Regions from separate parts of the Mus musculus genome. Here region 2 is linked to region 1. A link is a loop called in an ENCODE intact Hi-C map of the cell type or tissue named here. Cell type or tissue: heart. All regions are shown on one strand. Links, peaks and the distances in the headings refer to the core of each region. The heading gives the core; the rest is flanking DNA. Region 1 holds the start of Lyrm9 (LYR motif containing 9). Region 2 overlaps Sarm1 (sterile alpha and HEAT/Armadillo motif containing 1).

Region 1 (12,034 bases), core at 2,008-10,007:
AGAAGTGGAGTTACAGACAGTTTCGAGTTGCTATGTGGGTGCTAGGAATTGAAACTCGGTCCTTTGGAAGAACAGCTGCTGAGCTATCGCTCTAAGCTTTTGCATTGAATTCTTATCTGTGGCCATTTTCGTCGTCTTCATCATCATCATCATCATCATTTTAGTTTTTTGAGATAGAGTTTCTCTATATAGCTCTGACTATCCTGGAACCCTGTAGACCAAGGGCTCTGCTGCCCTCAAACTCAGACATCTGACTGCCTTTGCCTACTGAGTGCTGAGAATCTGTGACCATCTTAAGATTCTGCATATGGGCTGGAGAGATGGCTCAGTGGGTAAGAGCACCTGACTGCTCTTCCAAAGGTCCTGAGTTCAAATCCCAGCAACCACATGGTGGCTCACAACCATCTGTAATAAGATCTGACTCCCTCTTCTGGTGTGTCTGAAGACAGCTACAGTGTACTTACATATAATACATAAACAAATAAATAAAAAAATAAATAAAGATTCTGCATATGCCACCAGTAGAAACAGACAGTTTGAACCTGGTAAAGTAGAGCTTGCATTAAACAGGATCAAAAGACAAAAAAAAATTAAAAAGAAAGAAAGAAAAGAAACACATTCATAGGCGCACCAACTCCTTTGTAAGATGGGTCCGAATGTGCCTGCGGCAAGCGTTTGCTTTCCTCTCTTTCTCTCCCCCATGTCCCCCCTCCTCTTCTCCCACCTCTTCCTCCTCCTCCTCTTTCTCTTTTTCCTCCTCTGCCCTTCCTCTTCCTCCTCTTCTTCAGTAGTTGTTATAGGTTCATGGTTCATGCTGTGGAGTTCAGGCTTGTCTCAAACGCAGGATTCTGTTCTAGCGCCCCCTAGCTCTGGCATTACACTCATGAATCACCATGCCTGGCTACACTTAACTCTTTTTCATGGGGAAAAAAAAAATCCATTCCAAAGGTAATTTACATAAAAATTGTGGCTATTGGTATAAATGTTATTTACAGTCTTAAGTCACGAGATGTATCCTAAAAACAAACAAACAAACAAAAAAAACAGACGGAAAAGCAGAGACCAAAGCCTAGAGGTGGTACGTACTGATTTCCTGTGTGGCTTCACATGCAGCCACTGTCAATAAATAACTACAGAACACATCAGAAGGGTAGAATGATGTGTGCCGGCCCGGTGGGTTAGCGTCACTGTGCTGCAGAAAGCAACACAAGACCAAAGTCCTGGAACACCAGACTCGATCCTGTAGCTCGCGTGCTGTGACTACTCCTGGTTTGCCTTTCCCCTCATACTCCTTTTTATAAAAACCTCGAGTCCCTGTTCATCCCCTTCTCCCACCCAGCAATTACAGAAGAAAAGACACTAGATGCCTGAGATCTCACATAACCTTTTACACCCGATATTTTCACTGTCTTACTAACAACCCTCTCTAGTAGTCAGCAAGGGCTATGTTTTGCAACACCCCAGGGTGGCAAAGATCTGTATGCGGGATTTTTTTCCCCCCATTTTTGCCTTGGTGATCTCTTTTGGCACATCCACCTGTCACTTTGTGCCCCTCTCCCTGTGTTCTGGCAGAATTTGAGTCATGCAAATTGCAAACTGGTAAATAGCAACTTTGCATATTTTGAATAGGAGGGAACATCAAGGTAGAACGCATCCTGTATGCCCAGAGAAATGGGAGCCGGGGAGGCCTGAGAGCCAGGGCAGGTCCAAGGGCCTAAGTATATTCTTCAAAGTATTTTATCATACTCATTACAGCCATTGTATATTTATGAATTAATTTGAATTATTTACATGGTCAACATTTGAGACAATAACCCGAAATAATCAAAGCATGCAAATGCATCGTTTCTCTTTGAAATGTGGAAATGGGGCTAGGGAGCTGGCTCAGTGGGTGGAACAGGCACTCCCGGTCAAGCCTGCCAGCCTGAGTTCATTTTCCTGGACCTACACACACACACACGCACACACACACACACCACAGCACATACACATAACAATAAGCAAATACATGTAATTTTTAAAATCTGGAGGTTGAGGTAAACTGAAAAGCATCAGAATGTCTTGCCTCTTTCTCTACAGAGCAGTTCCAAAGCTGCCACTACACGTCATTACAGGTCAGGCTTCATGACACGAGTTCAGAACATGGCCATTTGGTTCTGAGGGGGAGCCGATAAATTCCCCAGGGAGGAGGGATCTCCTGCACGGCCAACCCTTGAGTGATAAATTTCTTAAGCAAAAGGTCTTTAAAATTCCACTGACCTGTGCTCGCTTCAGCAGCACATATACTAAGATTATCACAGCCCCTGTGCAAGGATGACACGCAAATTCGTGAAGTGTTCCATATTTAATAAAAAAAAGAAATTCCACTGACCTGTAAATATCATGCAGCCTGACACCAGGGCGCCCAGCTGCCAATCTCAGTGTGGAAGAAAATGACAAGATGAGAATGGGTGGGTTTCCATTAGGTTACAGACTTGGTGCTATTTCAGTGAATGCTTGGACTGGTAAGAATTCTTTAGTTTTACTACTGAAATGAAAAGAAATTTAAAGTTTCTGTCAAGTTAAAAAGAATCACTATTTCCTTATTCTTTTTTTGTTTTTTATTTTCTTCCTTCCTTTCTTCTTTCTTTTGTTTTGTTTTGTTTTATTTGTGTTTTTTTTTTTTTTTTTTTTTTTGCTTTTACAAGACAAAACAGCCCTGTTTCTCTGTGTAACAGCCCTGGGTGTCCTGGAACTCGATTTGTAGAGCAGCCTGGCCTCGAACTCACAGAGCTCCACCTGCCTCTGCCTCTGGAGTGTTTGGATTAAAGGTGTGCACCTCCTTGCCTGGCTTGGATTATTCTTAAATCCAAGTTCTCACTGTGACTCGGTAAAAGAAAGGGAGCTGCTATCCACATCTCTCCCTCAAGCTAAAAAATAAAAAAATTTCTTTTCTGTTCTTTCTCTTTTGTGCTGCCTAGCTGTCGACAAAGAGTTTTCGAGAAAGATAAATGTTGTGTCTCTGTAAAGACAGAAGTAACACAAGAGGCAGGAAGGTGGAGCCTTTCGGAGGTAGAGCTAACAGCTTGCTTCTTGAATATTTTATGACCTAGGTATTAGAATGAGGCTTCTGAAGCAGGAACACGGAGATCTAGGAACAAAAGAGGGGGACTGAGAGAACAGATTGAAATTTCTTAAAAATATGAAAGGATCTTAATGTTGTACGAGAGAGTGGATTGGTGTCCCAGCAGGTTGCTCCTAGTAAGGGCTCTAAAAGCGTAATGATTTATTGATTGGATCTGCACTAATGACATGCCGTGATTATGCATGGGTAAATAAAAAGGCTGATTTATGAGGGTGCATTCGGATCTTTCAGATACAGTTGGTCCAAGTCTACAGTTTGAAAATAAATGAAGGAAATTATCTGGGTATTCCAGGGGAAGAATCCTCCCACACAGATTTGAAGACGGGGTAGAGTGTTAGCTGAAGAGGAGGAAGGGGGTGCTTTGTGTGTGGGGGGGGTGCGGGAGGGAGACGGTGGCATTCTAGAGAGTTGAAGATGAATCAGAGAAAGGAAGTAGTTCTGTTAAGAAATAGCCCCTGCTTCCTAAGAGGAAGAAAAATAGACTTCCGAGTGCTGCTAAACAGCGATGTTTACTTTTAAAAAATGAAGAAAAAAGGCATTATAAGCAATTGTCTTGTTAAAGCAGCTACATGAGGAGCGTGTGTAAGGAAATCGGGCTTTTCATTATAGGTAGATTTTTTTTAAAGCCCCGAAGAGGAAAGATGAAGAGAAGCAATGTTATCCACCGGCGCCCTTGCTGCCTTTCAGACAGCGGCCCAGAGAAGCTAGAAGCCTCATTGAACAGGGCGTTTGTCTCATGAAAAAGACCTGTCTTTATTTCTTTCAGGATATAAAACTTGTGTTTAAATCAATTCAGAGAAGCATTCTGACTTTAAACATGCGCGAGTGGGGAGAACCCGTTTAATGAAACAGCATTATTTCATTTTCAAAAAATGATCCCGGCAGTAGCTGCAAGTTAAGATTCTTCATTCTCTCCCTCGATTATAATTATAGCAGAGTTGAAAGGAAGCGTGCCTATTACTGTCATATGTATTCTTCTGACAGGTGTTGTGGGACTGTAATTTGATCAAGTGACTCGAAATGAAGACTCCCTTCCAAACATAATTCCTGTCATCAACATAACAACAGGAAGGACACGTCCTTCAAGAAGACGTTTCACAGATCTTGAGCACCCCTAATATTCTCCATTCGTGGGAATATGAAGAAGAGCTTGCCATCAGAGTTTGTATCCAAGGTTGTAAGGGAGACAAGGAAAAGCGGGCCGTGGTTCCAGCCAACTGGGCGGGGTCGGATCAGGAAGCCCGCACCCAGTAGGACCCCGAGTCCCGCGGATGGCCGGCAGAGGGCGCTAGGGTACCAGGCGGGGGCGGGGCTGCGCTTGCTTCTGCCGCGCAGGCGCAATCGTGTCGCTCGCGGTGTCTCCAGTTGGCGTCCGCCGGGAAGGCGGGTGAGCCGCGCTGCGCGGGCCCTTGGGCGGGGACTCGGGGGGCGGCAGGGGCGGGCTGGGGATTACCGAGGCTGCCTGCAGGGCCGGGATATGTGGAAGCCCTGGGGGCGATCTGCGGGCTCTCCAGGCTTTCCCCTAGTGCCAGCGACACCTGTCGCAGCCATAGTTGCCGCGCCGCGGAGGAGCGTGGGAGGCCGGGATGCGGTGTCGGAGGACACGGGGAGCCAGGTCTCTGCCATGTGCTGCTGGCATCTGCACTCGGCTGGAGCAGCCTCCGTTCTATGGTTTTCAAAGAGGAGACGTGCTACTCTCACTCGGTCTGCAGGAACACCCTGTTACCAGGAGTATCTGGAATAATTTTGGTCTTTGCAATATGTAACCCTATCTGGCCTTGAACTCGTAATCCCCCTGCCCCAACTTCCCAGTAGTACTGTGATTCCCGGCCAGTGCTAAAGTGCACACGTTTAATAACATTTAGAATGTGCGCAGATGTGCATCTATGGCCACTGTTGATTTTAGAACATTTACCTTGAAAGAAAACCATCTACATTTGCTGGCAAAACCCCTCTCCAGTCTCGTCCTTTCTCTTTGCGCTAGGCAACCACTTAGCTGATTTCCATAGATTTTGTTAGTTCTGAACATTTCACAGAAATGGAATCAATCATATGCAGCCCCGGTTATTGGTTTCCTGCGTCTTTTATGCCTCATTCAAAGCACGCACGTGGTAGCATATGTAAGTGCTTCATTCGCTTTATTACAGAATAATTTTCCAATGTTTGCCTGGATCAGATTTTATCTCCCCATGTGCCCAGTGATGGCCCTTGGGACTCATTTGAAGTCCTTACTCTTACATACCTGTCTTCTGGGTATAAGGTGGGGGTGGGGGTGGGGGTGGGCCAAAGAAAGGGAAGGATAAAGTGTATATCCTTGGGTGGCACGTGGGATTTGGCCAGGAAGAAAGAGACTGATTAGCTTAGCTGCTAACTAGGAGCTAGGAACAGCTCCGTGGTAAAAAGGTTGCCAGGCATCGTCAAGCCCCAGGATTCATTTCCAGCATCCCCACCTCCCACAGGGATGGACCAAAAACTGGTTCTGAAGGGTGTGCCGGTGGGAATGTAGGGAGGCTGGCCTGACCTTGGCTGTGTGGGAGAGGGACGAGGGGAGGCAGGATTGCTGGAAGAACATAAATATGCCAGATGGAGCCCTAGGGTGGGCGGGGGCAGGGAGCTAACCATTCCTATTTTCAACTTTCTCCATCATGAAGATTAATTGCGTATTTAAAAAAAATGGCTGGTGCAGGCTTAATTTAGCTTTTATCAGTACTCAATTGGGCATAATTTCGGGTTATTTTCTGCAGTTCCATTATCTTTTTAAATGTATGACTCTTTTTCCAATTATTTTTAGGTGACCCGTGTTAGGACACAGGTTAGTGATAACGACAGTGAGCTTACCTGTGATTGGGTCTTTTCTTCTTAGCACCTGTGCCAGCATTGTCACCTGGCACCCAGGAAGTTCCCTTTATGCCCCCCGCCCCCACCAATAGGTCATGTTCTTTAAGCTTTATAAACTGGTTTTGTTTCAGTTTTTTTTTTAAAGATTTATTTATTATGTGTAAGTACACTGTAGTTGTCTTCAGACACACCAGAAGAGGGCATCCAGTCTTGGGACAGATGGTTGTGAGCCACCATGTGGTTGCTGGGATTTGAACTCAGGACCTCTGGAAGATCAGTCAGCGCTCTTAACTGCTGAGCCATCTCTCCAGCCCCTTGTTTAAGTTTTGAGACAGGCAGGATCTTGGATAGCCCAGGCTGACCTCGAGCTTATTATGTAGCCTAGACTGGACCTTGAACCCAGGCTTCCTGCTTCTACCTCCTGAGTGCTATTACGGGGATATGCCACTAGACCCATTCAGTTCTGTATGTGAGTGTAATGAGTGTGTGTGTGGTCACAAGTGGAGGTCAGAGGACAGCTTTTGGGAATTGGTTCTCTCCTGCCACCTTGTGGGATCCAAGAGTTTGAACTCAGATTGTAAGGCTGGAGTCTAAGGCATCCTATCTCTCTAAGATTTTGTTTTTTAAAGCATTCCTTTGTGTGTGTGTGTAATTGACATTAGCCTGATTTTCTTTTCCATCTGTATTTGAGAGGGTGCTACAGTGCCCTTGTATTTCTGAAAGGAGCAGAGACTTGTGGCTAAGTTGTGAATGAATAGTCTAGTTTAGTAAGCATATCATGACTGAATCTGGTCTTGCACAGGCCCAGGAGAGTTCTTTGTGGATGGAATCCCTACTTGTGCATTTTGTTTTAGTTCTGGGGATTTAATTCAGGGACTCACACGTGCTCTGGAGGTGCTCTTAACACTGGCTTACTTCCCTGTCCCAGCCTTAGCATTCTTAGGTATACCCATTTAGCAGATGTCAGGGATGCAAGTAAGATTGTGAGCTTCAGAATCAAATAGGCCTATGGTTAGTTCCCTGCCTGACTGTGCACAGCTATGTGGCCACTGACAAATCACAGCTTCTCTGAGCCTTGGTTTCCTTATCTATAAAATGGGGCTAACGATACCTTCTCCAGTATTGTGTTTAAAGCTGTCATAATGAACTAATTAGCCTCATTGTGAAAGGTTGATCAGATATGAATGACATCAGCTTTGCAGAAGATTCTGGATAAACAAGGTGTTGGTCTTCTTAGTGGTCCTGTACACTCAGATGCCAGGGGAGATGTTTCGTGGATGAGCTATGCTGAGGACAGTTCTCTCTGTCCTGGGGTGTGATTGTCTCTGGGCTTTCATTACATAGAGATGACTTGAATAACACTCAGGCATCCCAGAGATTGTGCGGCCGGCTGGGGCTCTTATTAGACAGTACGAGATGGGGACACGGACTTAATAATAGTCCATGCAGAAAGGTACTTTGAAGTGGATGCCAGGGTCAGCAGGGTCTGAACAGAGAATGCAGTCTGAGCTGCATTCCTTGAATTCTCAGGTCACAGGAGTTGACAGGGTCATTGTTCATGGCACTGGTCCGAGCACAATCAGTCTGCTGTCTCTCACACTCTTGGTGTGCTTGAGAGTCGGGGGAGGAAGCTCAGGGATGAGGGAGAGTAGGGAGGATGAGAAGCACAGAGTAGGGCAGGGTGGGGTGGGGAAGATGGTAATCACTCCTATGCTGGAAAGGGGATGACAGAGGGTCTGAGGGAGTCAGTCGGCTTTGTGCGATGGACTTGCTGGTGATCAGGACAGAACTCAGACTCTTCACATTTCTTGTGCTTTTTAGTTTGTCTCCCGCCCCCTCAGTTTCTTGAGACAGGGTTTCTCTGTGTAGCCCTGGCTGTTCTGGAACTGCTCTGTAGACCAGGCTGGTCTTGAACTCAGAAATCTGCCTGCCCCTGCCTCCCGAGTGCTGGGATTAAAGGCATGTACAACCACCACCCAGCACATATCTCCTCTTAATACTTGTACCCGCATCATATAAGGATAAGAGCAAACACTACATAGCTACAATATCATCGTGATTCCCGACACCATTAGAAGGTTCAGACCATCTGGACAGTGTCAGCTGCTGTGAAGCTATGGAAAGGTTTTGGTTGAGGGGTTGATAAAGCACTACAACACCTCCCTCAGAGAAGGCTGCCGGGCCTTCCCTTAGTCCAGCTGAGAGCCTGATCAGGCTAGAGTGAGACGGGGTGACATGGCCTTTCTGAGGTCACCACAGTTCCTCCTGTGCGTTTGAGCTACTTCCTGTCTACCTGCTCTGCCTGTGCCTGTGTCAGTCTTACACTTAGCGAGCACCAGGAAACGTAGGTCTGGCGATGTGGAGAGATTTAATCAGTCCTGGGGGCAGGCAGGAGTGGTACGTGGCCTCAGTTCCCGCTACTGTCTCTACTGTTTGGAGGATGTTAGATGTTTACAAGTGACTGTTTTGGGGCTAGAATGAACAGGCTGAGCCTTTCCTACACAGGAGTTCTCTCGAAGCCCTTTGAACTGGGACCGTGACTCTTTCCTGGCAACTTTCTGTCTTAGGGTTAGAGTCAGGACATTTTTGGCTTTGTAGGGTTTGGACTTGCCAGCTCACAGAATTACAGGACAAATTCCTTGTCACATACACACACACACACACACACACACCAGACACACACATTTATCCCCTTCACACACACACTCATATACCCCACATGTACACCCATGCATACACTCACATACCCCACACTGACAGACACACACACTCTACACATACACACATACCTCACACCGACACACACACTGAGGCTCCTGACTAATATATCTGTCCCATGTCAAGCCTTCTGTCACCTGTCACAGGCTAGAGACCATCCCTAGACACAGCTGCCACAGACTGTCCCACTCAGCTAGAGGGGTAGGTGATGTAGACACAGGACTCCCTGGGCCATGGAGAGGGACCTGGGTGTTTTGTAGGCCGTCACCTTTCCTGCTCAGTGCCACGGGCACCGTTTCTGCCAGTCCCTCATTTTGATTGCAACTCTATTTGCTCGGTACATTTCTGTGCTCGTTCCTTAAAAACAACACACCCAAAATGGTTTTAAACATAACATTTTGAGAAAAGTTGCCAAGGTGACAAGGTGGGGGAGGATTCGGAGGTGACAAGGACAAGGGGGATTAGGAGGAGACTGGGTGCCCTGAAATTTGTTGTTTCAGGACCACTTAGGCTGTTGGGTGGAGAGCAGGTAGGGAAATGGATGGAAGGCGGAGAGGCCGGTTCTAGACTGTGGCAGGTGAGGCAGGAAGAGTCTGCACTGGAAGGAGCTGTAAATCTAAGAGGCACAGAGAGGTGGATTTTGAGAGGAGTTCAAGTGGCTTAGGGTTAGAAGGAGGAGGACTGGTTGGGCTTTGAGGGGCGATCTGAGCATCGGTTCCTGGAAGAGCTTTCATAGGGCACAGCTGGGGTTGGAGTCTGAGGTCAAGTCCGAAGGGCAGAACAAGAGAGCAAGCATTTTCCAGGGTCGGGGCTTCCACTATAGTCTTGGTGACGGTTCGTGGCCCCTAAATAATAGTAAACCCACACTTTAAATTAAATTAAAACAGTTTTTAGTTCAGCTCCTCTCAGTGGACCCACACATGTATTCTCTGCTGGTTATTACTAAGAATGACTAAGTAATATAATTGAGCTGAAAATAATCTTCCGCCCATACTTGCTGGGTTGGTTACTAAGTATTGCCTGGGTTTTAAAGCAGTGAAGCAAACTTGTGCTTTTTCCAAATGTTAAGTTTGAGGGCCGCAGATGGTAACCATCTGTTCCGGACTAGCATTTTACAATATTTGATTAGCACTTTATATAGTCTGGGGAAGCCTGCCAGGGGAGCTGCCTGTCGAGTTGGGACTGTAGTGTGTCCTCTGTGGTTGTCCTTGAGGGTCCTGCCCATCACAGCTTTTTTTTTTTTAAATTTTTATTTTTTAGATTTATTTTATGTATATGAGTATACTGTAGCTGTACAGATGGTTGTGAGACTTCATGTGGTTGTTGGGAATTGAATTTAGGACTCCTATTCGCTCTGGTCAACCCCACTTGCTCCGATTGACCCCGCTCGCTCCAGTCACCCCCCATCACAGCTTATGAGGTCACCCTCTGTGGGCTAGGCTAAAGCAGGGCCAGTCACTCTGCTGAAATCAGGGGGTTGAAGAGCCCTGTCCTGTTTAGACTTCCTTACAGCTGCAACCATTGAAATGGGTCATAAAAGTGGTTTGGTTTTGGTTTGGTCTGGTCTTTGAAACATATAGCCCAGGCTGTCCTTAAACTCATTACATACATAGCCAAGGGTGACCCTGTGATCTTGCTGCCTCCACCTCCCTAGTGCTGGCATATCAGGCCTGCACCGGCATGCTTTCTGTTTGCAGTGTTAGAGATTGTGCCCAGAACTTCCTAAACGCTAGGCAGGCGTTTTACCAACTTAAACACACCCCAGCCCCTGGAAGTAGAAGTGGGGTGTTGAGATCTATCAGAGTCTTTCAGGTTGAAGATGACAGAATCGCCGTTCCAAGCAGCTTTGCAGGTAATCGGAGTAATTTGTCAGGGTATTAGTTCTGGGGCCTGGGCTTCCTATGGATTTAACATTTTAAGACTTTGTTCTAGCAAGTTCCAGCTCTGCCTTCTGCTTGGAACCAAGAGGAGGCAAGATGGTATCCCTTGTAGAATTACTGAGTCTAGTTGGGAAGGGAGTCTTCCAGTACCAGTTGCTTATCTGCGAGCCAGGAGACGAGTGTGTATTGTTCCGAAAAGATATCCTTGAAATAGAATGTTGGTGCCTCTGACCCCAGCCTATCATGGTTCCCATGTTAGTGCAGGGATGTCTGGCAGTTCTAGTGGGTGGTTCTCCTGGCAGCGTTCTCTGCAGCCTTTGCAACTTTAAAACTAACACCAGTCACTCGGTCCCTTCTCTGAGCTTTTTCGTCTGGCAGGAGCCTCTCCCTCCTAGACAGGAAGCCTGCAATGAGGAGATAACAGGGTCCACGGCTGGTTCAGTTCATCCAGTGTGAAGCTTGCTGGGGGCCAGGCCCAGTGCTGAGGCTTGGGCCCAGCTCAACCACCAGAGCCTCCCGCATGACATCAAAGTGATTCACTCCCACGGAGGGTGGGGCGCGGGCAGTGAGAAAGGGCTTCCACTGAGAGGCTGGGAAGGGAGCCACGGCCATGCGGAGCTGTAGAGAACTGACATTCTTGATAGTTGGAGATTCTGGGGCACATTCCTGGGGCTGACATGGGTGCATCCAGGATAGCGGGTCAGAGCTCATTTGGTATCAAGTGTGGAATAGAATGGACTGACATTGGGTGCCAGGCATGGTCCCTTGGAGCAGTGGGCACACAGGCAAGATCAGGGCTGGAGGCACCTAATGGAAGGGTAACAGATCTTCGAATTTTAGAGCCCACCATTTAGAAACACCTGTACTCTCTTCAAAACACAAATCTGGGCCAATAACATGGCTCCGTCAGGGGAAGGGAGGTCCCTGCCTCTAAGCCTAATGACACCAGTTCAAAACTCAAGCCTACCTCATGGAAAGAGAGCACTGACTCCTGCAAGCTGTCCTCTAACCTTCACATGTGTGCTGTGACACACACACTCTTGAGTGTAAACACACACACACACACACACACACACACACACACACACACAAGTTCATCTTAGTTTGTACAGTAGGACCTGAGTTCAGTTCCCAGAATCCTCCTTGGGTAGCTGATCAGGAACTCCAGCTCCTGGGAATCCGATGCTTCTGGCCTCTTTGGGCACCAGTACTCACATGTGCATACCCTCCACAGACATTCATACTATAATTAGAAAAAATAAGCCTTTAAAAATCACAAGTTTTGAAGTATCCTGTGGTACTCCATAATTCTTATGATTTATGTAATAGCTGAAAAACAGATTCAAATTTTAAAAATATGGAAGCTGGAGGGGGCATGGAGGAGTGGTGCATGCCTTTAGTCTCAGCACTTAGGAAACAGACTGAGGCAGATCTCTGAGTTTGAGGCCCACCTAATCTACCAAGTAAGTTCCAG
Region 2 (12,034 bases), core at 2,217-10,216, 340 kb before region 1:
ACCAAACCACACAAACAAAACCCTCCCAGCCCCACTTTGTCACGCTTGCCCATTTCTTTGGGGTAAATACTACCACCATGGCCAGTTTCAAGCCACCATCATGACGCCCCTGGATGCGAAGTTCTCTCCATTATCTCTCAGGTCGGCTGAATCCCTAACCCTCTCTCCATTCTGTCACGGAACATGATAGAGGTCCCGGGAAAGAGCACGGGCTTTAAAGTCAGATTTCAAACCCCAGCCTGTCTGATCCCCACACAACAAGCATGCTGCCCCTCTGACCTTCAGCCTAAACTCAGGTCATCATGTCTGTGACATCTTTTTTTTTTTTAAAAAAAACTGTATGTATATGTGTGTGTATGGATATTTGTGGGTACCTTCAGAGGACAGAGGGGGTGTTGGATCCCCTAGAGAGGAAGTTATAGGAGGCTGTGCACAGCCTGATGTAGGTGCTTGAACTCCAGTCTTCTGTAAGAGCAGCATGTGCTTTTTAACCACCAAGCCATCTCTCCAGCCCCTAACTAGCATTCTTAAATTTCTCAAGGTTTGCCTCCTCCATGAAGCCTACCCTGATTATCTCAGCCCTGGCTTAGTGTTTACATTAGTCATTGTGGACATAATTTTACATTAGGGTTTTTTTTTCAGTTTTTTAATTTTGATTTATTGAGACAGGGTCTCACTGTAAAGCCCAGGCTGGCTTCAAACTCACAGACATCCATCTCTGCCTCCCAAGTGCTGAGATCAAACGTGTGCACCACCACTGGCCTGGCTCAAGTGTTCTTTTTCCATGCATTTTTATCCCTCCCTGACATCACTGTACAACCTTATAAATGGATAAGACAGGTCAGTCATTCCTGCTTTGTAGATGAGAAAACCAAACTGGGATTGATCACGGCCGGGTGTGCAGACTACAAGGGACGCGGGAAAGCCTCGAGCTTTCCACCCCAGGCCATGTTTCAGCACAGAGGCCCGGGCCAGCACCTACCTTGTGCACCCAGTCCTTGCAGTCATGGTCCTGCATGCACTTATCCAGCGCCCCAGCAGACAGCACCAGGACAAAATTGCGAGCCGCTATGACGCTTTGGATAAGCTTGTCCTCGAATTTGCCGGCTTCCAGCTTCTCCACGTCGATGAAGACGCTGAAGCCGTGAAGCTGCAGGTGCACCTTCAGGAGGCTGCGGGGTGGGGGTGGGGGAAGAGGGTCAACACTTTGGCGGCCTGGCCCCAAACCCCAGCCACCAAACCCGCGTGCCCCTTCTCACCTGGCCAGCTGGGACCCTGAGTTCCTCCGGTAACTGATAAAGACATCTGGGGTGTCCCCACTGAGCTTGCCTCCAGTACAGGGCAGCGGGGAATGTAGCATTTCTGGAGCCAAGGAAAGAGACATGGAGGTGAGGGTGGCTCTTCCCCACTGCTTATCACGGGGTCCATCATCGTGGAGACTTGGTCTCCTCAAGCTTCTCAGGCCAGTCTGGGCAAAGTGACCTGATTCGGAAAAGTTGTCATCTCTCAGCAAGCCCTGGGCAGGAAGGATCTGAGCTTTAGGGACACTGACGCGAATCTCTAGCTGTACCTTCCTTCTGAACTGCAAACTGCCTTAGCCAGTTGCCCACAAACACTCCAAACTGAGCCTACGTTAAGCCCCTCCCCCTGGTCCTTCTTCCTCTGTCCTACTGGAAACCCAGGCTTCTGCCTCAGTTCCTGCCTAACATTTTAGTTGGTAAATGCCGGTAAATGCCGGTACTCCTCAATTTATAGTAGTGTCCTGAGATACCCACAGTGACTGTAAACTCCTGCACGGGAAGGTGTATTGACTCCACCTCCTAGATGTCCTAGCTTAGCCTAGCCTACCTTACAGGGTTCCCAGAGCAGCTACCTTAGTCTGCAGCTAAGCAAAAACATCCAATACAAAGCCTGCTTCACAAAACTCTAGTTTTCTGATCTCTGTGATGAAAGTGAACGTGTAGCTGTGCTTCACATCACCATGAAGGGGGAAAGCTGCAGACTAGGCACAGCGGCATGTCATCCCAGCACTGGGAAGTGGGGGCAGAAAGTTCACAAGTTCAAGGCTAGTCTCAGCTCTAAAGCAAGTTTAAGACCAGACTAAACCACACAAGACCCTGTGTCACACACACACACACACACACACACACACACACACACACACACACACAGCTAAGTGAATGTAATGAAGTAGGATAACAAACTGCATGGCGAGGGAACTCAGCTCAGTGGGGCACGCTTGCTTCTCATGTGCAATATGACACACATACACACAAAAAAGGCAACAGAGCATGGAGAATGTAAAGTGTGCATGGTGGTCCTGCCTGCAACCCTAGCCCTGCAGAAGGGAGGAGGCTGGAGAAAGGGGATCTCCAGAGCCAATGGCCACCCAGCTTAGCCAGGTAAACTCTGAATTCAGTGAGACCCTGTCTCAAAACAAACAAACAAACAAACAAAACCATGTGGTTGTGTTGGCCCACACTGCAATGCAGCACTGGGAGACAGGCAAGGTCTCTGTGAGTTTGAGGCCAGCCTTGATCTGTTTAGTGAGTTTCAGGCCAGCGGGGCTATGTAGTGAGACCCTGTCTCAAAACAAAGAAACAAACAAATAAATAAAAACCCAGTGCCAAGCAATAGAGGAAGAGGACACCCCAACATTGGCCTTTGGACTCCACATGCATGAACACACATGCAGACATACAAAGGAAATACACACATAAAATAACAAAATGAAAACAAAGAAAACAAAATAGAAAAAAAGACCTAAAATAACAAAATGAAATAGTAGGCTGTGGTGGTGCACACCTTTGAACCCAGCAATCAGGAGGCAGAGGCAGGAGGATCTCTGAGTTCGAGGTCAGCCTGGTCTACAGAAGGAGTTCCAGGACAGCCAGGACTACATAGGAAAACCCTGTCTTGGAAACCCACAATTAATTAATTAATTAATTAATTAATTAAAATGTAAAAAAATAGAACAAAACAAAAATAAGGATTTCATGGTTCTTTATTTTCCAGAGTAGCAATTATTTTTGCCTTAGAACCTTATTTTTCAAAAAGAAAGAAATCATAGCCGGATGAGATGGCACACACACCATTAGTCTCAGCTCTTGAGAGGCAGAGGCAAGTGGATCTCTGAAGTTCAAGGGCAGCCTGCTCAAAGCTACACAGAGAGATTCTGTCTCAAAAGTGAATGAACACAAAGCAAAGAAAGAACAACAACAGAAGGGGTCCTGTAGCTACAGAAGCTGCAGCTTTCCTTAAAGCAGGAAGACAGTCCCTGGCGCCATGGAGGTGCGGAGTATGTTCTGGCCTAGTGGATGGATAAAATGAAGTGGACTCATCTTCTAATAATACCCACAATTAACACCCACACACTTTTGTTTGTCTAGGATGCAGAAAAAGAAAAATAGGCTCAAATCCCAGTTGTCGTTTAATGGCTTTTATAACCTCGGGAGATGTATTCAGATCCTTTCGTTTTCATTTTATTATCTCTAAAATTAAACCTAGGATGGAAACGTTCGGTCTTTTCAAAACTCTGCCAGGTTTAAATCCTAGCACTCAGGAGGTAGACAGAGGCAGGTGGATCTCTGTGAGTTCAAGGCCAGCCTGGTCTACAAATAGGACCAGGACAGACACAGAGGATCCCTGTCTTAAAACAACAACAAAAACAAAAACAACCAAAAAACCAGCCAAACTGGGGGTGGGGGGGGGCAGGGAGGAGATCTTACATTTATATATGAATACATGGGGTGAGGTGCCACACAGTGCCTGGGAAGGTCAGAGGGCACCTTGTGTGTCTTCTCTCCTATGACATGGGTCATGGAGCCTGACCTCAGGCCATCAGGCTTGCCCACAAAGCCTTTGCCCACTGAGACATCTCATCAGCGCCAAGAGCCTTGTTTTATTCTTTAAAAAGTTATTAAAGTTAATTTAAAATACTGAACTCCCACAACATAGAATAGTAATAAAATAATTGGGTTATCTGCTTTGTTTTGGTTTTTGAGACAGGATCAATTTATATAGCCCTGGATAGCCTTGTACCCATACGTATATCAAGTTCACCTTGAAGTTTTCAGCAATTCTCCTGCCTCCACCTCCCAGGTGCTGGGGTTACAGGTGCACACCTCACACTCAGTGCTGAGATTATATGTGAAAAGCTTACTACAAGGTCTTGAGAAATGACTCAGAAGGTAAGAATACTGGCTGCTCTTCTAGAGGACCCAGATCCAGTGCCAAGCATTCACATGGTGACTCACAACCATTTGTAATTCCAGTTCTAGGGGCTCTGATGCCCTCTTCTGGTTTCTATAGGCAGCAGAAGCTCATGAGGTATACATACATACATACATACATACATATATACATACATACACATGCTCATGCACACAAATTTAAAAAATCAATCTTAGCTGGGCAGTGGTGGCACACGTGATAGCCTGGGATATATGGTTACTGACCCCTAAGTGCTAAAGAGTAAATTATCCAGTGAAAATGAGTCAGGGAGAAAAAGGAGCAGCCACTGCCCTAGGTTCTGCTGGGACAGACCACCAGAACTCAGACATTGTAAGCTGTTGGATTCTAGGATAATTCTAGAATTCTTGCCCCCTTACCCCCACCTCAAACAACAAATGCTCCATCAATAGTACCCATGTATTATCCTTCCTGTCCTTGCTAAAGCTGCCCCTGCCTGCCCTTCCTGTTCTCCCTGTCCTCACACATCCCTCAAAGCCTGGACAACCCCTCCTCTCCAAGTCTGAACCTGGGCGACCAAGACAGGCAGTGATTCCTCTGGGCTACACTCGGGTCCTGGGAATGCTTCCTACTGTGGCCATCTGCCGATTGTATACCTCCTTACTCCTGTTCTGGTACCCATCTCCAGCGGAGGACTCCTTATGGACAAAAGGAAGCAAACTCGTCTTTACATCCTCGCAGCCCAGTCTAACCCAGTCAGATGCTCCTTGTCAGGGGAGGCTCTGCATCTCCAGCGTGCTCCTCCCCTCCCTTTCAGGATTGGAACTGGAGTGGGTTTCCCAGGTGTGCTCACTTACCTCTGGCTGCAGAGAGGATGCGCGTGCGGTGCACTCCCAGGCGGATGCCACAGTCCTCCAGGAGCTGCTGCTCTGACACGCGGTGCAGCAGGGAGCGGTCCAGACCGCAGCTGACCAGGCCATAGGTGTACTGGCGGAAGCGAGGATCCAGGCTGCCCAGCCAGTCCGCTAGGTTGCTGCGGTCGCAAGTAGCGTAGCTGGCGAAGGTCTTGAGCTCTGTGAGCTCCCTAAAGAACCTGCCCAGGAGATAAAAGTCGATGCAGTTCTGATGCTAAGGGTGCTAAGGATGAACAGGGCCAAGATAAGACCCAGTTGGATTAGACTGGCTGGGGCCTCCTTACCTCTTGCGGGTGATGCTTGATTTCATGCCTAGGTCTGTCTGGAGTTCTTCATCTGTGAGTCTTAGAAGCAGGTCACCATCTACCTGCTGCTCCTGGGGGAGGGGTAGGTATGAGGAAGGCTCTCCCCATGACCCCAAGATATAAGGGGAAGGAACAGGAGGTTGTAGTGAAGACTGATGGGACCCCGAAGGTGGCTGAATGGGTTTCCCACCCCTAAAAGGCCACCTTGACTCAGCTGGCGTGAGGCCTATAGGGCACCAGGACGCCTGTGCTCGGGACACCCGCAGAGGCCACGCGACCCTCGGGGATGCGCCCTTTCTGTGTAGGGGGAGGTGGCTGCCCGCAGCTCTACCCGAAAGTTCTCGCAGTACTGGGAGAAGCCGATCTGCTGTAGCCAGGTCTGGACCTCAGCTTCCTTCCAGCTGGCCACGCAGGGCAGGATGCGCCTTGGCACCTCCTCGCCCAATAGGCGCAGCGCGCGCTTGGCCAGCGCCGACGTGGTGCCATTCGTAGAGTAAGAAACCAGGCGTTTCAGGCTCTGGATAGCGCCGATGTCGCTGAACACCTTAGGAAGGAAGATGGATAAAGGCGCCTGAGGTTTCCAGCTCCCCAGCTGCCACCAAACGTGTCCAATCCCATCTCCTGCCTCTTCTCACTAAAGGCCCACCAACTGCCCTAGCCTTCATCACTAAGTCACCCCTCCCACCTCCGTCCCCACCTCTGCCATGTATTTACCCTCCTGAAACTCATCCATTCTTGATTAGGACCTCCAACTAGTCTGTAGTTCTCAATGTGACCGCGAGATGGCAGCGGACCCCCACACTCCCAGTTCCCGCATCTGTGGTGTTCTTTTAGCCTGACTGGAATCCCACTACTTCATGGGAATCCGGATTCATGACCAACCCCTCCATGCATTTCGCTTTGATTCCTCCATAGTTTGGTCCACACCTCCAGTTGGTCCTACTACCACACTCTGAATGTCCCTGTCACTATTTGACCATGGTGCTTCTGCTGGACTACCAGTTGAGGACATGTCTTAGTCACCACTAGAGCTCCATATCTATGATGGAAGATATGGAGTGGGACTCAGTATGTCTTTGTTGCTCAATTCTGTGTTCATTTAGCCTTGGTGAGAAAGAGCTGAGAAAGCTAAAGGCCAGCTTTGCTGCTTAGTGCAGAACAGGGATCCCTCTCCCTGTTCACCACTGTCACCAACTCCCAAGGGACCCCAGTGGAATGTAAAAGAGATGGACAGTGTAGTGACAGTGTTAAACCTGTCCTGTTGTAAGACTAAATCCCACAAGCTTTTTGCAATGAAACTCTCACTAATCCCATGATAAGGACAAGAGCCGGTGATGTGGTCTAACACCCTCAGTTTTCCAAAAAAGTAAAAACTGGCCCAGAGGAGGGAATCCAGCTGCCCAAGATCACACAGTAAGTCAAAGAAGTAGGAGATGCTGTGGTTTAGATCTTGGGCATGGGGACCCTCTGTGACTCAGATGACCAGTATTTAGCTGATACCCTGAGGTCCTACCCTAAGGCTCTGTCTCCAGCTGTTATGATCTCTTTTCTATACTCTAGGTGACATAACTGTCCACTGAAGCTTCCCAACTGGAAGCTTCTGCTGGGCACCCCAAATTCAACACCGCCCACTGGTCTCCCCCTTCCCTGTGATCTCTTACCCAGTTTACTCTTTATACTCATGGCCAAGGGCACCTTCAACCCCTGCTCCCTTTTCTAAGCATCAGTCCTTTATCTGCCCACACCCCTCCCTTCTTCCACGTTCTTCTTCTCTTTCTGCTTTGTTTGCCTGTTTGTTTTCGAGACAGGGTTTCTCTGTAGCTTTGATTGTGTTGGAACTCCCTCTGTAGACTAGGCTGCCTTTGAACTCACAGAGATCTGTCTACCTCTGCCTCAAGAGTGCTGGGATTAAAGGTTTGCTGTACTAACACCTGGATCCTTCCTCCACTTTCTCAGTTTGTCCCCCAATATCCACAGCAACCTAGAGGTACCCTTGTCACATCGACGTTTATAGCAGCCAGGTTGATCTTTGTAAAATTCAAGGCTCTCAGGGCTGAAGGCATGGCTCGGCAGTTTAGAGCACTGGCTACTCTTCCAGAGGACACGGGTTTAATTCCCAGAGCCCACAGGGCCACTCACGCCTGTTTATAACTCCAGTTTGAGGGCTTCTGACACCCTCACATAGGCACACATGCAGGCAAAATATCAATGAACATAAAAATCTTTTTTTTTTTTTAAATCGAGGATCAGGCTGGAGAGATGGCTCAGTGGTTAAGAGCACTGACTGCTCTTTCAGAGGGCCTGAGTTCAATTCCCAGCAACCACATGGTGGCTCAGAAACATCTATAATGGGAGCTGATGCCCTCTTCTGATCTGTCTGAAGGTAGCAACAATGTATTCACATACACGAAACAAACAAACAAATTTTTTTTTTTAAACTGAGGATCTGCAGGACAGTGGAGGCGCACCCCTTTAATCCCAGCACTCTGGAGGCAGAGGCACGCGGATCTCTGAATTCGAGGTCAGCCTGGTCTACAGAGTGAGTTCTAGGAGGGCCAAAGCTACACAGAGAAACCCTGTCTCCAACAACAACAACAACAACAACAACAGCAACAACAATAACAAATCGGGGATCTCCTACTTTAAAAGCTCTCAGTATCTTCCTCTTGTTCCCAAAGGCCAAGTACAACTTTGAGTATAACCTTCAAGGGCAAAATGACTGGTCCCTCTACCTTCTGCCTGCCCCACCTAATTTCTTGTAACTTTTTTAAAAAGCCCTGGCTGGCCTGGAAATCTATACGTAGACCAGGTAACCTCAAAGTCACAGAGGTCTGCCTGCCTCTGCAGACATACGGCCCCACCCTTGGGTATGTTTCACTCTATTCTTACAAGTACTCCAAATTCCAGTTACAGATCACTTCCTCTGAGAAACCTTCCCAGACTCTCTCTAACCCTTGAGCTTCCCTTCTCTAACATCAGTACCTTGGTCTTTCCCTGTAGGCTCTTGATGGCAGCCTCTGCGCACAGGTAGAATGCTCCTATGCACTGAGCCTCCAAACGCGACGAATCGAGCAACAGCACCAGGCTCTGCAGGTCGTCTGGTCCACGACCCTGGCTTGTGTCACTGGCATCCACCAGGCAGCGGGCGAAGCGGCCGGGGTCCAGCGATGCCACGAGCGGCTCGACAAGCGCCAATGTGCCAGAATGCTCGACCTCGCGTTCCACCTCCTTGTTGGTAGCCAACACCGCCACCGCCAGGCAGGCGTGCAGCCGCAGCAGCTCGTCCTCCTTGGAGAAAGCGAGCGGGAAGAGCCACTCGGCGGCGCGCTTCTCCACCATGCACCGCTGCACCGTCTGGCCCCCGTGCAGCGCGCAGTTCGCCAGCGCAAGAGCGCAGTGGCGCAGCAGCGCCGGGTCTGTGCGGCGGCACCAGTACAGCACCGCGTCGAGGCCTCCGGCCGCCACCAGCCGCTGGCACGTCTCCTCCGAGTGCTTGAACATGTGCTCCAAGATGCCCGCCACGCTTCGTGCCAGTTCCACAGGCTCGCGCTCCTTCGCCAGGTTCAAGATCACGCCTAGACCGATGCGCGCCACGCGGTCCCTACAGAGAGACAGAAGGAGAATCGTCATGTGGCTGCTGTCTCCAGAGCTTGGCTTTCTCACGGAGGCCTGGCCTGATCTCTGGGTCTCACGAGTGTGAGTCATGGCAGACAGAATTATTACCCTTTCTGTTCTGATCCTGACTTCTGTCGCTGGTTATCAGAAAGCACTAACCTGGCTACAGCCACCATCTCCTCTACCCTCTCTCCAAACACGGTTGAATGTTTTCAACCCTATGGTCAGACCCTGGGCCTTCCTGGGTCCTTCTCTTCTGTTTTCTAATTGCAAACTTAGGTCACCTCATTTCTCGACTTCAGTCTCCTCAACTCATGAATGGGAAAATAATACATATCTTATAAAAATATTACCAGGGCTAACACAATATTCCATAGAGGTTGGAGAGATGTTCTGCCATTCAGAGTGCTTGTTGCTCTTGGCAACGAGGTCCAGAGCTCAGCTCCCAGCATCCATATCGAGCCACATGGCTCACAACTGCCTGTGACTTTAGTTCCAGGGAACCTTTGCTCTCTTTTGGTCTTGGAGTGCACCTGAACACACAGGCACATACACATACATCCACAGATGAAAATAAATCTTTAAAAAGATAATCCATTAAAAAGTGCTTGGGACAGAGCTGTCACATAGAACCCAGCAGATGTGAATTTGTCATTTGATGTATTACTAGAAGTGTACCACTCTTAACCTTGCTTGACCAGTGTGTGCTCATTCATTCACTCGGTCGATGGTTTTTGAGGACCTACTGTGTGCCCAAGTTGGTACTAGAGAGGCTGATGATAAAGAGTGATTAAGCCTGACTGTATCTTACTCAGCCCCAGCAAATAAGGCCAACGATGAGCAAGCAAACAATGAATGCGCCAGCTCACAGTAGAAAGGCACTATGCTAGCAAACTAGATGATGTCATGGAGGAGGGACGGATGTGTCTAAGGAGATTTTTTTTTTTAAGATTTATTTATTTATTATATGTAAGTACACTGTAGCTGTCTTCAGACACTCCAGAAGAGGGCGTCAGATCTTGTTACAGATGGTTGTGAGCCACCATGTGGTTGCTGGGATTTGAACTCCAGACCTTCAGAAGAGCAGTCGGGTGCTCTTACCCACTGAGCCATCTCACCAGCCCATCTAAGGAGATTTTTATCTGGGAAATAACATTGAGAAACCTGCCTGCAAACAGTTAAAAGAAGAGCCTAACGTGTGTGTGTGTGTGTGTGTGTGTGTGTGTGTGTGTGTGTGTGAGAGAGAGAGAGAGAGAGAGAGAGAGAGAGGCAGAGGTGGAGAGAGAGGAGCCAGGGCAAAGGTTTTGACACTGTGGAGCCCCCCTGTTTGAGGAAGAGAAAGGAGGCCAGAGATAAACACAGTATCGAACATCAGCAAAGAAAAAAAGGAAATCAGGAAGGGATTTACTTAGAATATGTGTAAGTAAATATTCAAACCAACCTAATGCATGAAATTCAATAGAAAATGGGCAGAGTCTTAGACAATATAAAGGAGAAAATCTAAACTATTAGCAAACAGGAGACACTCCAACCTTCTGAGAGTCAGAGGCTGGTAGTCAGAATAAACATTGCCTAGTAGGTGGGCTAACACAGAGGGCTGGAAGGTTGTGAACTTCTTGAAGCACTGTGGGAGGGGTGGCCACTGGGTCAGTTATTCTGGAGAGCAGGTGATCCCTTCTAAAAAGAGTCCAATTGAGGGCATATCATAAAGGTGTTTAACATGGTACTATTTATGAAGAAGGAAGTTGGAGCCATTAATATTAATTCCAGGGGTTATTGGAGAGGGGCCCATTCACTGTAACAAATGATTGAGTAGGTTGTAACACGAAGGATCTTCATTTTTTTTAATTGTTATTTTTGTTTGTTTTTAGACAGGGTTTCTCTGTGTAGCCCTGGCTGTCCTAAAACTCACTAGGTAGACCAGGCTGACCTTGCAACAGTATGTAACATGAAGGATCTTATGACCCTAACACAGAGTTGGAAAAAAAAAGTACTACATAATACAGCATCATTTATGTAAATTAAAAACATCTGCACTCAAAACAAGTCTGAAGGTTTTACTAAGCTGGACACAGTAACACAAATCTATAATCTCAGCTATTCAAGAAATTGAGCCGGGCATGGTGGCACATGCCTTTAGTCCCAGAATCGGGAGGTAGAGGCAGGAGGATTTCTGAGTTCGAGGCCAGCCTGGTCTACAGATACAGAGTGAGTTCCAGAACAGGACTACACAGAAAAACCCTGTCTCAAAAAACCAAAAAAAAAAAAAAAAAAAAAAAAAAAAAAGAAAAAAAAGAAAGAAAGAAAAAGAAAAAAAAAGAAAAAAGAAATTGAGGCTACTATGGAAGTGGTGACTCAGCAGAGGTAGGTGGATCTCATGAGTTCCAGACCCTTCTATAGAGTGAGTTCCAGGACAGACAAAGCTACACAGAGAAATCCTGTCTCAAAACAAAACAAAAGAACCCCCATACACAAACAAACAAACAAACAAACAAACAAAAGAAGTTGAGAATTGAAAGCTCAAGGCCCAGACTACATAGTGAGTTGTTGTCTGGTTTAGGCAACTTACAGAACTCTTGTCTCAAATAGACAGACAGACAGACAGGCAGGCAGGCAGGCAGGCAGACAGGAAGGCAGGCAGGCAGGCAGGCAGGCAGGCAGGCAGGCAGGCAGGCAGGCAGTCAGTCTGGAGAGGATGCAGATCAATGGCAATGTTTAACATTTGTAAGGTCCTGAATTCAATCTGTAGCAGAAGGAGGAGGAGGAGGAGGAGGAGGAGGAGGAGGAGGAGGAGGAGGAGGAGAAGGAGAAGGAGAAGAAGAAGAAGAAGAAGAAGAAGAAGAAGAAGAAGAAGAAGAAGAAGAAGAAGAAGAAGAAGAAGAAGAAGAAGAAGAAAGCAAACAAAGTCTCTCTCACCAGATACATGAAACATTTGGTGGTGCTTAGGGATTCGGTCAGAAGGATGGCTGGGACATGAGCCAGGAGAAGGGGATCTTCCATTGCAGACAC

The links. A loop is a pair of places that touch in the nucleus more often than their neighbours do. Peaks named below come from ENCODE experiments on the same cell type or tissue, not always from the same donor. Only the 100,000 strongest peaks of a DNase experiment are listed, where the experiment ranks them.
Region 2: a loop joins it to region 1, with 4 times the contacts of the local background. A loop is called at or near these places in 4 of 42 quality-filtered maps.

The regions. Positions count from the first base shown.
Region 1 is chr11:78,822,126-78,834,159 of GRCm38, forward strand. Lyrm9 (LYR motif containing 9) reads left to right here and starts at 4,470. Exons shown (of 4, transcript NM_001076681.2): 1 at 4,470-4,511. It also overlaps the pseudogene Gm23219. In heart, for the core only: a CTCF peak has its summit at 6,508 (motif pointing left); a DNase peak (open chromatin) is centred at 4,426; H3K4me3 peaks cover 1,298 bases; H3K27ac peaks cover 4,196 bases.
Region 2 is chr11:78,482,175-78,494,208 of GRCm38, forward strand. Sarm1 (sterile alpha and HEAT/Armadillo motif containing 1) reads right to left here. Exons shown (of 9, transcript NM_172795.3): 2 at 8,393-9,011; 3 at 5,742-5,954; 4 at 5,390-5,481; 5 at 5,049-5,284; 6 at 1,260-1,362; 7 at 983-1,172. Among named protein-coding and RNA genes, the nearest start is that of Sarm1, 9.6 kb to the right of the region's middle. In heart, for the core only: CTCF peaks have their summits at 6,190 (motif pointing right) and 8,724; a DNase peak (open chromatin) is centred at 6,197; H3K4me3 peaks cover 844 bases; H3K27me3 peaks cover 7,283 bases.